2 separate regions of the Homo sapiens genome follow, and region 2 is linked to region 1. Evidence: read pairs that join two places in POLR2A ChIA-PET (ENCODE). Cell type or tissue: HepG2. All regions are shown on one strand. Each heading gives the region's core, and the rest is flanking DNA. Links, peaks and the distances in the headings are about the cores only.

Region 1 (8,287 bases), core at 1,871-6,870:
GGCACCTCTTCACAGGGCAGCAAAAGGAGAAGAATAAGAGCTGAGCGAAGGGAGAAGCCCCTTATGAAAGCATCAGATCTCCTGAGAACTTGATGTCACGAGAACAGCATGGAGAAAACCAACCCTATGATTCAATTACCTGTCACTGGACCCCTCCCACAACATGTGGAGATTATGGGAACTACAATTCAAGATGAGATTTGTGGCGGGGACAGAGCTAAACCATATCAAGGACCTTAACAAACAAACTAAGGCACCAGGGACCAATCCTGGAGAGAGAGAGAGAGAGAGAGAGAGAGAGAGAGAGAGAGAGGTGATCTTTCAGACAGAGAATTCAAAATAGCTGTTTAAACAAACCCCAAAGCTAGCAGAAGACAAAAAAATAACCAAGATCAGAACTGAACTGAAAAAGATAGAGGCACAAAAAATCCCTTCAAATAATCAATGAATAAAGAAGCTGTTTTTAAGAAAAAATTAATAAAATAGACCACTAGCTAGACTAATAAAGAATAAAAGAAAAAAGTATCAAATAAACACAAACAAAAATGATAAGGGGGATAGCACCACTGACCACACGGAAAAACAAACAACCATCAGAGAATATTATAGACATCTCTATACACATAAACTAGAAAATCTAGAAGAAATGGATAAATTCCTAGACACACCCACCTTCTCAAGACTGAACAAGGAACAGATTGAATCCCTAAATAGACCAATACTGAGTTCAGAAATTGAGGTGGTAGTAAATAGCCTACCAACTGAAAAAAATAAAATAGCCCAGGACCACAAGGATTCATAGCTGAACTTTTCCAGAGGTACGAAGAAGAGCTGGCACTATTTCTTCTGAAACTATTCCAAAAAAATTGAAACAAAGGGACTCCCCCCTTACTCATTCTATGAAGCCAGGATCATCCTGATACCAAAACCTGGCAGACATACAACAAAAAGAGAAACTTAAGTCCAACATCCTTGATGAACATCGATGCAAAAATCCTCAATAAAATACTGGCAAACCGAATCCAGCATCACATCAAAATGCTTAGCCACCACGATCAAGTCCGCTTCATCCTCTTGATGCAAGGTTGGTTCAATACACACATATCAAAGATTCCATGACAGTAATGCCGAAAGCAATTGCAACAAAAACAAAAATTGAAAAATGGGATCTAATTAAATGAAAGAGCTTCTGCACAGCAGAAGAAACTATAATAAGAGGCCAGGCAAGGTGGCTCATGCCTGTAAACACAGCACTTTGGGAGGCTGAGGTGGGCAGATACACTGAGACCAGGTGTTCTAGACTAGACTGGCCAATATGGTGAATCCTCATCTCTACTAAATATACAAAAAAAATTAGCCTGGTGTGGTGGTGTGCACCTGTAGTCCCAGCTACTCAGGAGGCTGAGGTAGGAGAATCGCTTGAACCTAGGAGGTGGAGGTTGCAGTGAGCTGAGATGATGCCACTACACTCCAGCCTGGGCAACTCAGTGATACTCTGTGTCAAAAAAAAAAAAAAAAAAAAAAAAGAGGAAACTATCATCAGAGTGAACAGACAACCTACAGAATAAGAGAAAATTTTTGCAATCTGTATATTTGACAAAGGTGTAATATCCAGTCTACAAGGAACTTAAACAAATGTACAAGAAGAAAAAAACCCCATTGAGATGTGGGCAAAGGATATGCACAGACACTTCTCAAAAGAAGACATACATGCGGCCAATAAACATATGGAAAAGAACCTCAACATCACTGATCATTAGAGAAATGGAAATCAAAACCACAATGAGATACCATCTCACACCAGTCAGAATGGCTATTAAAAAGTCAAAAAATAACAGATACCAGAGAGGTTGTGGAGAAAGTAATGCTTTTACACCATTGGTGGGAGTGTAAATTAGTTCAACCATTGTAGAAGGCAGTGTGGTGATTCCTCGAAGACCTAGAGGCAGAAATATCATTTGAAATTTAACCCAGAAATGCCATTACTGGGTATATACCCAGAGAAATATAAATCACTCCATTATAAAGATATACACACACATATGTTCATTGCAGCACTATTCACAATAGCAAAGACATGGAATCAACCTAAATGTCCATCAATGATAGATTGGATAAAGCAAATGTGGTTCATATACACCATGGTATACTGCAGCTACAAAAAAAAAAAAAAAATGAGATCATGTTTTTGCGGAGACATGGTTGGAGTTGGAAACCATTATCATCAGCAAACAAATGCAGTTACAGAAAACCAGACACTGCATGTTCCCACTTATATGTGGGAGCTGAATGATGAGAACACATGGACACATAGTGGAGAACAACACAGACTGGGACCTGTTGGGGGAGGTGGGGTTAGGGAGAGCATCAGAAAGAATATCTAATGGATGATGGACTTAATGCTTAGGTGATGGGATGATCTGTGCAGCAAACCAGCATGGCACACGTCTACCTATGTAACAAACCTGCACATCCTGCTCATGTACCCCTGAACTTAATATAAAAGTGAAGAAAAATAAATAGCTGCCTTGAGGAAACTCAATGAAATTCAAGATAACACAGAAAAGGAATTCAGAATTCTATCAGATAAATTTAATGAAGAGATTGAAATATTTAAAAGAATCAAAGAGAAATTCTGTAGAAGAAAAATGCAGTTGAAATACTGAAGAATGCATCATAGTCTCTTAACAGCAGAACTGATCAAGCAGAAGAAAGAATTACTGAACTTGAAGACAGTCTACTTGAAAATACACAGTCAGAGGAGACACAAGAAAAAAAAATAATAAAAAACAATTAAGTATGCCTACGAGATCTAGAAAATAGCCTTTTAAGGGCAAATCTAAAAGTTATTGGTCTTATCTTTGGGGGGCCAACGTGGGCAGATGACATGAGGCCAAAAGTTTGAGACCAGCCTGGTCAACATGGCCAAACCGCATCTCTACTAAAAATACAAAAATTATCTGGGTGAGGTGACGATGCATGCTTGTAATCTCAGATACTCAGGAGGCTGAGGCATAAGAATCGTTTGAACCTGGATGGCTGATCTTGTAGTGAGCTGAGATCATGCCATCGCACTCCAGTGTGGGCAACAGAGTGAAACTGTCTCAAAAAGAAAAAACAAAGTTATTGGTCTTGAAGAGGAGGCAGAGAGAGAGATTGGTGTAGAAACTTTATTAAAAGGGATAATAACAGAGAACTTCCCAAACCTAGAGAAAGAAATCAATATCCAAGTTCCAGAAGGTTATAGAACAGCAAGCAAATTTAATCCAAAGAAGACAACCTCAAGACATTTGATTTTCAAACTCATGGAGGTCAAACATAAAGAAAGGATCCCAAAAGCACATCTGGCAACAGACTTTTCAGTAGAAACCTTAAAGGCCAGGAGACAGTGGCATGATATATTTAAAAATCTGTCGAAAAAAACTTTTATCTCAGAATAGTATATGCACCAAAAATATTCTTCAAACAAGAAGAAGAAATGGAGACTTTCCCACACTCAAAAACGTTGAGGAATTTCATCAACACTGGACCTATCCTACAAGAAATATTAAAGGGAATTCTTCAATCTGAAGGAAAATGATGTTAATCAGCAATAAAGATATCATCTGAAGGTACAAAAACTTGTTGATAATAGTAAGTACACAGAAAAACACAGAATGCTATAAAACTGTAAATATAATGTGTAAACTATTCATGTCTTGAGTCGGAAGTCAGATAATCCAATAAAAAATAATAATGTGAGCTGGCAATCTGGGCATCGTAGGATAATTTGTTTTGCCAGCCTCTTGGTAAGTTGAAATTATTTAGATAAGTTTCTCCAATTTTGGTGGAAAAATTGATGCGATTGGGTGGCTTGGTCTAGCAGTGATGTCATAACCTGAAGGTCGGCTTAATCATTGCCATAAGCCAATGTCCAGGCAGAGAGCTGCGGGATCGAATGTGTGTAATAAAAACGGATGTGTACGTTGATCTAGCAATTGCTGAAGTTGGAGAAAAAGAGTGAACAGGGCTGGCTCCAGACTGGACTAAATCAGTGCTGTCTCAAGGTTTTGTAGTAAATAAACAGAATATGCAGAGTCACTAGCCATATTTATGGGCTGAGTGGAAAAAGTTCCCAAGACCAGAATCAGAGCCCCAGTTTCAGCTCTCTGAGTGCTAGTAAACCTAGATCGAGTGATTGAATTGTGTGGTCTCCACCAGACTGCGGCTTTTCCATGTTTACCAGACCCATCAGTAAACAGTGTTAACACATTAGGTATGGGAGAGTAAACTATTTTTGTAGGTAAAACATTTACTAGACTTTTGGGGAATGACATAAATAGGTAAATTCCAAGGGCTGTTAGTAGAATATCACCCATAAAATGAATAACCCTGTAATTAGGAAACTTTTCTCACTGGGGAGCAAAGTTTGCTTTTAATTAGTCCTTAATTAACTCATTGGCCTTTTGTAATGTCTCTCCCTTTAGAGGTTGTTTTACTTAAATTGAATTTGGAGACAGATAACAACAGTGGCCATTATTAGAAAGAGGTCTTTCAAATTCTTACATTTTACTTAAATTTTAGCAGATATTTATAATCTGGGATGTCGCTTGTAAACAAGGAGCACAGGAGATTTTGCCTTGGGTTGCCTGCAGAGCTAGAGAGCTGAGCAGGCGGGTCCCTGGGCGGCGGCTGCTTTAGGTTTGTAAAGGCGCAGCTTTTTTCCTGTGCCATTTTTTGCCTGTGCTGGCTCCCTCCCCCAGCCGCCAGGTGGCTGTTGCCGGCCAGGGCGGACGCTGTAGTGCACGCCTCTGCTGGGGTGGACTTTGTCTCGCGCCTTTTGCCTTTCCCCAGTAGGCTCTTTGTTGCAGCTGCTGCCCTGTGGGTGGAGTTCCTGGGGGCACTTGCTGGCTCCATTTCTGTGAAATTCCCTGCTGCCAAGCCTTTCTTTTTTACTTACTGCTTGCTCTGCCTTGGCTTTGGCTTCTAATGCCTTTTCTTAACCCTTTAGGTACCTGATCGCTTTGCCATTCTTGCATTACTGGGCAGGCTAAGAGCTATCCTTTTAATTCAGCCTGCTTAAGACAGGGACTGATAGTTGTAGCATATCCTCTGTCTTTTTTCCTGTCTATTGGAGGAGGAGGCTCCGGTAAAACCTCCGTTTCCTCTTTGTTATTTTGGCCTGGTGATATTAGGGCTGAGGGAAGAGGAGGTGATATGGCAGGTGACATTTTCTCCTCATCTCCCTTTTTAGGCTCTTGTGTGTGTAACGGAGCTAGGGCTGCTCCAATTAAAGCCCATAACATTAAAGCTGTTACTGGGACCTGTTGCCTTTGTGCCTGATGTTGTTTAAGATTTCTCCCCATTGGTCCCAGAGTTCTACGTCTGGTGGTCCTTCTTCTGGGAACCATGGGCTTTGGGTTACAACAGCTGGCATTATAATTGAGCCTGTGAAACTGATGCTCTGCTAGCCTTAAGCAACTGCTTCAACACTTTTATATACTGTTTCTGTTGCGCTAATAACTGTTGTCCCATGATAAAACCTCAGCTTGACCCAAAATCCCCCCCGGAATTTGGTAACCTCGAGTGGGCACCAATGACTTACTGATTACTCACTGACTTGACCCCGCAGTTCCTTTTTTCACCCTCATTTTTTGGGGAGTCGCATTTCCTTCACGCTTCCTTCATAGCTTTCCTCATGAGGGCGGTCCTCACACTTCCTTCCCAGCTTGCCTCACGAGGGGCTCCAACTGCAGGGGGACTGTTTCTGCAGACCCCTGGCTGTCCTCACATGGGGCACCAGCTGAGGCAGCGCACCTTTCGAGGGGGCACTAGCTGCGGGGGGTGGGGGGAAGGGGCTGTTCCTGCAGGCCCTTGATTCAGCGACGGATGAGTAAAGTCCGCTGACACACAGATATTCTGCTCTGCCAGTCTAGCTGAGGGTCTGAGCCACTTACAGGCTCCAAGCTGAGTTCTGTAAACAGTTCGACTTGGCCCTCATCAAAAAGTGAGGCTTGCATTTATTCAGTAAGACTAATTAACAAAAGTTGTGAGTAAACACCACTAGAGAGTAAAGATTAAAGGCCAGGTTCCAGGCCTAAAGCAAACAGCATTTGGGGGCAATAAACTTCTGCCAACTCCCTGAGTAGGAGGCAGTAAAGTAACTCAGTAGGACAAAGGTGTTAGTCTTAAGCCCATATAAGTAAACATGTTAGTAAGGTAGACTTCCCACATTCCTTTGTACTTGCAACCTAATCTTTCTGGCTCCTGCAAACAGACCCTGGCTGCTTTCAGCCAAGCAATCTGAAGCTATGCAAACTCTCAGGCATTCCAAGAGAGCTTTTGACTATTACTATAACTATCTTTAATATTTTTTCCACCAGCCTGATGGAATCCTAACAAAATACAATATCTTTTCAAGACATAGATAGTACAATAAGATATACATAGATAGTACAATAAGATATACATAGAAACAACAAAAAGTTAAAAAGCAGGGTATGAAGTTAAAGTGTAGAGTTTTTATTAGTGTTCTCTTCGCTTGTTTGTTGGTTTATACAATCAGTGCCAATTTGTCATCAATTTAAAATAATGGGTTACAGGTATTTGCAAGCTTCATGGTTACCTCAAATCAAAAAACCCACAAAGATATGCAAAATGTAAAAAGTAAGAAATTAAAGCATAACACCACAGAAAATCACCTCCACTGAAAAGGAGACAGGTAGGAAGAAAGAAAAGAAAGAAGACCACAAATCAACCAGAAAACAAATAACAAAATAGCAGAAGTAAACCCTTACTCATCAATAATAACATCAAATGGAACTTGATTAAACTCTCCATTAAAAAGACAGAGTGGCTGAATGCATTAAAAAAAAAAAGACCCAATGATCTGTTCACTACAACAAATACACTGCATCTTTAAAGGCACACTAGACTGAAAATAAAGGAAAAAGATATTCCATACAAATAGAAACAAAAAAAGAGCAAGAGTAGCTACAATTATTGAAGATAAAATAAATTTCAAGACAAAAACTACAAAAAAGATAAAGACGGTCACTATATAATGATGAAGGATTCGTTGAGGAAGAAGATATCACAATTTTAAATATATATGCATCCAACACTGGAGTACCCAGATATATAAAGCAATAAATTATTAGGGCTAAAGTGACAGGCAACAATACAATAATAACTGGAGACTTCAACAACCGAAGTTCAGCACTGGACAGATCATTCAGACAGAAAATCAACGAACATTGTAGTTAATCTGCACTATCGACTAAAAAGACCTAACAAATATTTACAGAACATTTCATTCAAAGGCTGCAGAATAGACATGATTGTCCTCAGCACATGGATAATTCTTAAGGATAGACCATATATTAGGTCAAAACCAAGTCTTAAAACATTCACAAAATTTAAAATTACATCAACTATCTTATGTGACCACAAAGGAATAAAACTAGAAATCAATTACTAGAAGAGTTTGGAAACTATGCAGACACAGAAATTAAGCAAAATATTTCCCTGAATGATCAGTGAGTCAATAAATAAATTTTTATTTTTTTATTTTATTATTATTATACTTTAAGTTTTAGGGTACATGTGCACAATGTGCAGGTTAGTTACATATGTATACATGTGCCATGCTGGAGTGCTGCACCCATTAACTCATCACTTAGCATTAGGTATATCTCCTAATGCTATCCCTCCCCCCTCCCCCCACCCCAAAGAAGATAATTAAATTTTTTGAAACAAATTATAAGGGAAATGTGACACATCAAAATCCATGGGTGATATGATTTGGATCTCTGTCTCTGCCCAAATCTCATGTCAAATTGTAATTCCCAGTGTTGGAGGTTGGGGCCTGGTGGGAGTTGATAGGATCATGGGGCTGCATTACCCCCGTGCCACTGCTCTCGTGATATCTGGTTGTTTAAAAGTATGTGACAACTCCACCCTTCTTCCTCTTGCTCCAGCCACATGAAGTGTTGGCTCCCCATTTGCCTTCTGCCATGATTGAAAGCTCCCTGAGGCTGCCTCAGAAGCAGAAGCCACTATGGTTCTTGTACACCCTGTGGAGCCATGAGCCAATTAAACTTCTTTTCTTTATAAATTTCCCATTCTCAGGTATTTATCTACAGCAATGTGAGAACAGACTAATACAATGAGATATAGAGAAAGCAACACTAAGAGGAAAACTTATAGGTAAAAATTCCTACACCAAAAAGTAGAAAAATTTCAAATAAACCACTTAATGATTCATCTTAAAAAACTAGAAAAGCAAGAACAATTGAAACCACAAATT
Region 2 (8,287 bases), core at 1,702-6,701, 100 kb after region 1:
TAAAATGCATTTATAACTATGGGTCACAGTTTAAAAGTTTGAAATTTCTCCCTCATTCATATCAGGTACTTAATAAATGAGATGCACACACATTCTAAGAGTTAGTTTAAGAAAGGCATTTTTCAAAAGCAAAATTTTCCCAAAATAATTTTAAAGGATCCTGATAAAAAACAAAATGGTGTTTTAACAAGACATATGACCCATCAAACAGCCCTTAAGCAGCTCTTTAATGAAGTCATATTTAAAAGAAAGATATATAAAAATGGAAGAAGGGACTTTTGACAAAGGATGAGAACACAAAAGTCACAGTGCAGTAACTCTAAGAATTGTATTAAGGCTAAAGCCCAGAGTGACATAAGGGTTACAAAGATGCTAATAACAATACAAAATGACTTATTAAAAGTAGAATCAGATCAAAAAGTCCCATATAAGTAATGGGCTCACTCTTTTTAAAATACACTATCATGTTATTAGATGAAAAAGCAGGACTATTCAACCTCTATTTGTTTCATTTTCTCTACAAAAATGGTTATCAAACTAGAAAGTGTGAACAAATATGGTTATGAGAGAACTGAAGTACATTATGATATATGAGGAGAGAGTAAAGGAATATTCAGCTATTCTAAAATAATATAATTTCCAGGACCAGATACATTACAAACTTGGACACATAAAATGGCTGATAGGACTTTGAAAGTAGAAGAGATACCTGAACACTGTATATAACATTTTCTGCCTTTTCTAAAATGGAGGAAAGGGAAAAACCAACAACTATATAAACTATAGAATGTCAAAAGTAACATGAAGGCCCAGAAAAATTCTAGAATAAATTACTATTATAGATGATTCATGAATAACCTAGAAAGGAAATTGGTAGTAGCCAGCATGAACCCAATAAAACTAGTAATGCCAAATTAACCTCTTTTGGTTGATTAGACTGAAAGAGCTAACACACACCAGAGATACGCTCTATCTTGTTCAGTTAAAGATTTGACATATTTTTCAAGATGCCCCAAAGTTAGATGAATTTGTAATTAGTAGGTTACAAAGAAAGGATAGGATTAATGAATTCATGTCAACTTGGAGAAATGTATCTAGGAACAAACCAGTAAAGGCTCCACTTTTGTCCTTTTCTTCTAAAAAATTTTAACAACTTATGGACAAAGGAGGCATGATTGCCAAATCTGGGTTGGATGGCTAGTAGGATGCATAAGGCAACATGGTATAGTATAATAGTTCTCAATCTTTTTGGTCTCAGGATCCCCTTACACTCTTGAAAAGTTTATAGGACTCCACAGAACTTTTGTTTATGTGAATTCTACCAATAGTAACCATATTATAATGGATCAATTTTTAGTTATTAATATATTTTCAATAACAATAAGCCCTTTACATGTTAATATAAAAACGATTATTTTTTACAAAAAAAATTTAGAGAGAAAAGTGGTACTGTTTTACACTTTTACAAATCTCTTCAATGTCTCACTTGTGTAGTTGTGGCAAAATTCTTGGATACTCTATTCCATTTTAACTTGATCTTTCTTAGCCAAAAGGCCAAAAAATGATTCTCTGCCCCATTTTCTTCAATGTTTCTTCTTTTTGCTTTTCAGTTTTGCAGTTTTCTACTGATATATCCTCAAGCTCAGAATGTCTTTTCTCAACAATACCCAGTCTATTAACAGGCCCATTAAAAGCATTCTTCATTTCTATCCAGCCTTTCTTTTTGATTCTTAGAATTTCCATGTCTCTGCTTACATTACTAATCTATTCTTACATGTTGTCTATTTTTCCATTAGAATCCTTAGCATATTAATCATCGTTTTTTAATTTGTTTTTATTTTTAGTTCTGGGGTACATGTGCAGGACGTGCAGGTTTGTTACATAGGTAAACGTGTGCCATAGTGGTTAGCTGCATCATTAACCCATCACCTAAGTATTAAGCCCAGCATGCATTAGCTATTTTTCTAATGCTCTCCCTCCCCCCACCCCATCTCCCGACAGGCCCCAGTGTGTGTTGTTTCCCTCCCTGTGCCCAAGTAATATATATAATTCGATTACAAAGATACATGCACGTGTATGTTTATTGCAACACTATTCACAATCACAGTTATTTTTAATTGCTGGTCTGATAATTATAATATTTCTGCCATATCTAACTATGGTGCTGATGCTTGCTTTGTCTCTTCAAACTGTATTTTTTTTGTCTTTTAATATGCCTTGTAATCTTTTGTTGAAAGGTGGACATAATGCACAGTTTAAAAGAAACTGCAGTAAATAGGCCTTTAGTGATGTGGTTGTAAGTTGTAGGGGAAGGGGAAGAATTCTACAGTCCTATGATTTAGAGCTCAGTCTTTTAATGAGCATGGCCCCCTGCACTGTGAACTTTGCAAATGCTGCACAATTTCATCCTCCCCTTAGGTGAAACAGGATGGCTAGAAGGCACTGGAATTGGGTAATGTCCTTCCCTCCAGTTAAACTCATAAAACCCCAATAAGTTAGGCTCTGGTAAAACAGTTGCTCTTCAGAACACTTGTTAAGAATAACAGAATGCTCTGACATATTTCCAAAGGGCTACCTACTTTTCTCCTCCCACTGCTAGAAGCACACAGGTATTTCTCTTTGATCTTCATTGTAAGAACCAAGCAGAGTTCTTTGTTCAGGTTTTCCTCACCCAGTACTGGTTCCTACAGAGGTTTCTGCTTGTGGGTTTCTGTACTGGTAAGACATGATCCTCTGAATTTGCCTCTCTCTCTTTCCAATTTGGGGCCAGTAATTTGCCTCAAGACCTCAATTATCTGACAGATCTATGAAGAGTTGTTGTTTTTCAGTCTGTTCAGCTTTTTATCTATTGTCAGGATCAAATTACAACTTCCAAGCTCTTTACATGCCAGACCATAAATCAGAAGTGTTTGTCTTACACTTTGAATGCATCTTTTAAACTCATGATTCTGTAACATCATGGTTTGGTCATCTGTATTGATCCACTGAGCTATGCAGATTTTCCTAATACAGATCCATTTTGTAATCTAACAAAATAAAAACATTTGACTTAACATCACCATTGATTTCATCAGAACAGCTTTTAAGTATTTAGAAGCTGTCAAGCTCATAGTGATAGATTAAAGTTTCCCAAAATTGTAATTTTCATTTAAAAGCTCAAATTTTATCACTGGTAATAAATATTCTCAGTTTGTCTTGACATGAAAAGCTCACTTCATTCATTTTTGAGAAAAAAATGCCTGCAAAATGCCTAAGTCTGCATAACTAGTTTATCTGTTAATTGTTCCTTTAGGTTCAATTCCATAAGTAAAATGGCTACATTGGCTTGCAACTCAAACACACAAGTGTTTTTTCCTCAAGGCAACCACCATATGTCTTCATGCTGCAGACATGCTTTATGTGTACTTCCCATTTTCTCACAAAGAATATTAAATGACTATGTACTCCAGGTCAAAATATAATACAATTACAACAATTTTAATTGTTTCATCAAGGACATTTTTAATGGAAACTGACTTTTTAATTTTACTGTGAGTGTGTGGTATTGAAGAATACAGTAACTGCTAGTACAGTTTAGTACCACTGCCATAATTTGTGCTCAGATACAGTTGTTTTTTCCCCAAGAGTGGAAATATCAAAACATTTTTTAAAAATCCAAATCATAACTTAGTAGGCCCTATATTCAAAATAGTTTTGATCTCATGGGGACCCTGGAAGTCTCATGAACTCCTGGGGGTCCTTGGACCACACTCTGAGAGCCATTTGTACACTGAGAAGAATAATGGGTTTTGTAATCAAACTTGGAGTTAACCACTGCTTCCTCTATAGGTTTTGCAGTTGTATAAACTTGTTTCATTTTTCATTATCTTCATCCCCAATGTATTAGTCAGTACTCGAATTGCTATAAAGAAATGCCTGACACTTGGTAATTTATTAAAAAAAAAAAAAAAGAGGCTTAATTGGCTCATGGTTCCACAGGCCGCACAGGAAGCATAATACTGACATCTGCTCAGCTTCTTGGGAGGCCTCAGGAAAGTTACAATCATGGTGGAAGGCAAAGGGGGAGTGGGCACCTCTCATGGCTGGAGCAGGAGAAAGAGTAAGAGGGGAGGTGCCACATATTTTTAAACAAACAACCAGATCTCATGAGAACTCTGTCATGAGAACAGCACCAAAGGAATGGTGCTAACAATCCACTCCCATGATCCAATCACCTCTCACCAGGCCCCACCTCCAACATTGGGGATTAAAATTCAACATGATATTTGGGTGGGGATACAGGTCCAAACCATACCATTCCACCCCAGGCCCCTCCCAAATCACCTGTGCTCACATTGCAAAACACAATCATCCCTTATCAACAGTCAACAAAGTATTAACTCATTCAAGCATTAACTCAAAAGTCCAAAATCCAAAGTCTCATCTGAGACAAAAGGCTAGTCCCTTCCACCTAGGAGTCTGTAAAATCAAAAGCAAATTAGTTATTTCAAAGATACTATGGGGGTATAAGCATTAGGTAAATATATCCCTATTCCAAAAGAAATAAATCAGCCAAAAAAAGGCGGGGCTACAGCCACATGCAAGTCCAAAACCCAGCAGGGCAGTCATTAAATTTTAAAGCTCCAAAATAATCTACTTTGAATCCATGTCTTACACCCAGGGCATGCTGATGTAAGGGGTGGGCTCTCAAGGCCTTGCACAGCCCTGCCCCTGTGGCTTTGCAGGCTTCAGTCCACACAGCGGCTCTCAAGGGTTGGTGTTGAGTGTCTGTAGCTTTTCCAGGCACAAGGTGCAACCGTTGGTGGATCTACCATTCTGGAGTCTGGAGGACAGTGGCCCTCTTCTCATAGCTTCACCAGGCAGTGACCCAGTGGGAACTCTGTATAGGTGCTCCAACCTCACATTTCTCCTCTGCACTGCCCTAGCAGAGGTTCTCCATGAGGGCTTTGTTCCTGCATCAGGCTTCCACCTAGACATCCAAGCTTTTCCATACATCTTCTGAAATCTAGGTGGGGGCTTCCAAGCCTCAACTCGGATTCTGTGCACCCACAGGTTTAACATCACATGAAAGCCACCAACAATTACAGCTTACAAGCTAGTGAGCAGTGACCCAAGCTGCACCTGGGCCCTTTTGAGACACAGCTGGAGCTAGAGCTTCTGGGATGCAGAGAGCAGTGTCCCAAAGCTGTGCAGGGCAGAAGGGCACTGGGCCTGGCTCATGAAACCATTCTTCCCTCCTAGGTCTCTGGGCCTATGAAGGAAGGGGCTGCCACAAAGGTCTCTGAAGCCTTGGAGGCCTTTTTCCCACCGTCTTGGTTATCAGCAATTGCCTCATTTTCACTTATGCAAATTTCTGCAGCTGCCATGAACTCCTCCCCAGAAAATGTGTTTTCCTTTTTTATCACATGGTCAGGCTGCACATTTTCCAAACTTTTACACTCTGCTTCCCTTTTAAATATAAGTTCCAGTTTTATGTCATTTGTTTGCTCACACATATGAGCATAGGCTGTTAGAAGCAGCCTGTCAACATCTTAAATGTCTTGCTGCTTAGAAATTCCTTCTGCCAGATACTTTAAATCATCATTCCCAAGCTCAAATTTCCACAGATCCCTACATCTGTGCATGATGCAGCCTTCCTCTTTGCTAATACATGACAAAAGTGACCTTTGCTTCAGTTTCCAATAAGTTCCTCATTTCCAGGTGAGACCTCCTGAGCCTGGCCTTCACTGTCAGCATTGTGAATACAACCATTTAACCAATCTTTAGGGATTTCCAAATTTTCCCTCATCTTCCTATCTTCTTCTGAGCCCTCCATATGCTTCCAACCTTTGCCCATTACCAGGTTCCAAAATTGCTTCCACATTTTCTGGTATCTCCATAACAATGCCCCACTTCTCTGTGCCAATTTTCTGTATTAGTCCATTATCTCATTCATATAAAGAAATGCCTGACACTGGGTAATTTATAAAGAAAAGATATTTAATTAGCTCATGGTTCCACAGGCTGTACAGGAAGCATAATGCTGGCATCTGCTCGCTTCTCAGGAAATCTCAAGAAACTTAAAATCATGATGGAAGGCAAAGGGGGAGCTGGCACCTCACAAGACCAGAGCAGGATGAAGAGAAAGTGAGAAAGGAGGTGCTACACACTTTTAAACAAGATCTCATGAAAGCTCTATCATGATAATGGCACCAAAGGGATGGCGCTGAACCAATTATAAAGGATTCACCCCCATGATCTAATCACATCCCACCAGGCCCCACTTCCAACACTGGGGATTACATTTGAACATTAGATTTGGGTGGGGACACAGATCCAAACCATATCACCCTGTTTTATTTGAATTAATAAACTTTAATTCTTGAGCAGTTTTAGGTTCATAGCAAAATTGAACAGAACATACAGATAATTCCCATATAACCCTTGTATGCACATATGCACAACCTTCCTAACTACAAACCGGTATTTGAACACTGCTAAGATGTTTTTTTTGTATGATCTTGGACAAACCACTTACTCTGAACCTCAGTTTTCTCATCTACAAAATGAGGTTAATAATATTCACATAAAGTATCATCAAGAGTAGTAGAGATACTCTAAGTAACATGTTACATCACACCTTGTCCATAGCTAGTACTCAACATCTAAAAATACAAAAGGTTTATTTAAAAAACAACCAAATAAACTTGACAGGCTAGAATAATAGGCTAAAAATAACAAAATGAAGCATAATAGGTATGTATTAGTTTTCTATGGCTGCTGAAACAAATTACCATAAACTTGGTGGCATGAAACAACAAACACTTATTCTCCTGCTGTTCTGGAAGTCAGAAATTGAAAATCAGTTTCACTTGGCCAAAATCAACGTGTCAATAGGGCCACACTCTTTCCAAATACTCTTGACTTTTCTGGCTTCTAGAGCTGCATTCCTTGCATTCCTTTGCCCCTTCCTCCATCTTCAAAGCCATCAGTATCATATCTTGTTTTAGTCACCACATTGCCTTCGTCTTTGATCACACATCTCCTTCTGTCTCCCTCTTATAAGGACATGTATGACACCAATAGAGCTGTATTAGTCCATTCTTGCATTGCTATAAAGAAATACCTGAGAGTGGATAATTTATAAAGAAAATAGGTTTCATCGGCTCACAGTTGTGCAGGTTGTACAAGAAGCAGAGAGGCATGTGATTCTGGGAAAGCCTCAGAAAGCTTATAATCATGGTGTGAAATGGGAGAAGCCACATCACATGGCAAAATCAGGAGCAAGAGAGAGACGCAGGGGGATGCCATACACTTTTTAAACAACCAGATCTCATGAAAACTCACTAACGCAAGGACAGCAACAAAGGGATAGTGCTAAAACATTCATAAAAAATCTGCTTCCATGATCCAATCACTTCCACCAGGCCTCACCTCCAATACTGGGGATTACAATTCAGTATGAGATACAGGTAGGACTACATATCCAAATTGTAACAGGGCCCACTCAGATTGTCTAAGGAAAATCTCCCCATCTCAAGATCCTTGACTTAAAAGGGACACCTGCAGAGTCCCTTCTACTATATAAGGTAACATTCACAGGTTCCAGGGAGTAGGGCTGGGTATCTTCTGGAGCCAACCACAAGGTATAAATGTAAAGTCACCATCTAGGTTAAAAAATAAACTGTTTAGAAAAAAAGAACAACTGTTTCATGTTCAGAGTAGGGAAGAAACCTAGATAAACAGCAGATTATTTAAAAACAAGATTAGTAGATGCAATCAATGTGATCATCAGTGTGACTTAGTTACAAAAAAAATCCTACATCTATTTATCAAAAGAAGTAGAGGGTGCAGAATATGAGACAAGAGGCCTAGCTATATCACACTTAGAATATTATACAGCCATGTACCACACAACAATGTTTCAGTCAATGATGGACCACATACACAAAGGTGGTCCAATAAAATTATAATGGAACTGAAAAATTCCTATCCCCTGGTGACATCACAGTCACTGCAACAATGTAGCACAAGGCATTACTCACATGTTTGTGGTGATGCTGGTGGAAACAAACCTACGGTACTGCCATGCATATAAAAGTACATAGCACATACAATTACATATAGTACATAATACTTGATAATAATAAATGACTGTTACTAGTTTATGTATTTATTATATTATACTTTTTATCATTGATTTATAGTGTACCCCATCTACTTATTTTTAAAAGTTAACTGTAAAACAGCCTCAGGGAGGTCTTTCAGAAGGCATTCCAGAAGAAGGCATTGTTATCATAGGAGATGA

Evidence for each region. ChIA-PET counts read pairs that join two places held together with the same protein. Peaks named below come from ENCODE experiments on the same cell type or tissue, not always from the same donor. Only the 100,000 strongest peaks of a DNase experiment are listed, where the experiment ranks them.
Region 2: POLR2A ChIA-PET joins it to region 1 with 5 read pairs; 1 of 35 experiments calls an interaction of 5 or more read pairs at or near these places.

The regions. Positions count from the first base shown.
Region 1 is chrX:65,193,666-65,201,952 of GRCh38, reverse strand. All of the region lies in intron 2 of ZC3H12B (zinc finger CCCH-type containing 12B), which reads right to left. Among named protein-coding and RNA genes, the nearest start is that of ZC3H12B, 160 kb to the right of the region's middle. RefSeq lists an enhancer at 5,037-5,537. In HepG2, for the core only: a CTCF peak has its summit at 4,753 (motif pointing right); DNase peaks (open chromatin) are centred at 4,812 and 6,082; H3K4me3 peaks cover 2,369 bases.
Region 2 is chrX:65,089,924-65,098,210 of GRCh38, reverse strand. The region is part of intron 2 of ZC3H12B (zinc finger CCCH-type containing 12B); the gene reads right to left. Among named protein-coding and RNA genes, the nearest start is that of ZC3H12B, 59 kb to the right of the region's middle. In HepG2, for the core only: no CTCF peak of the experiment used is centred there; a DNase peak (open chromatin) is centred at 4,380.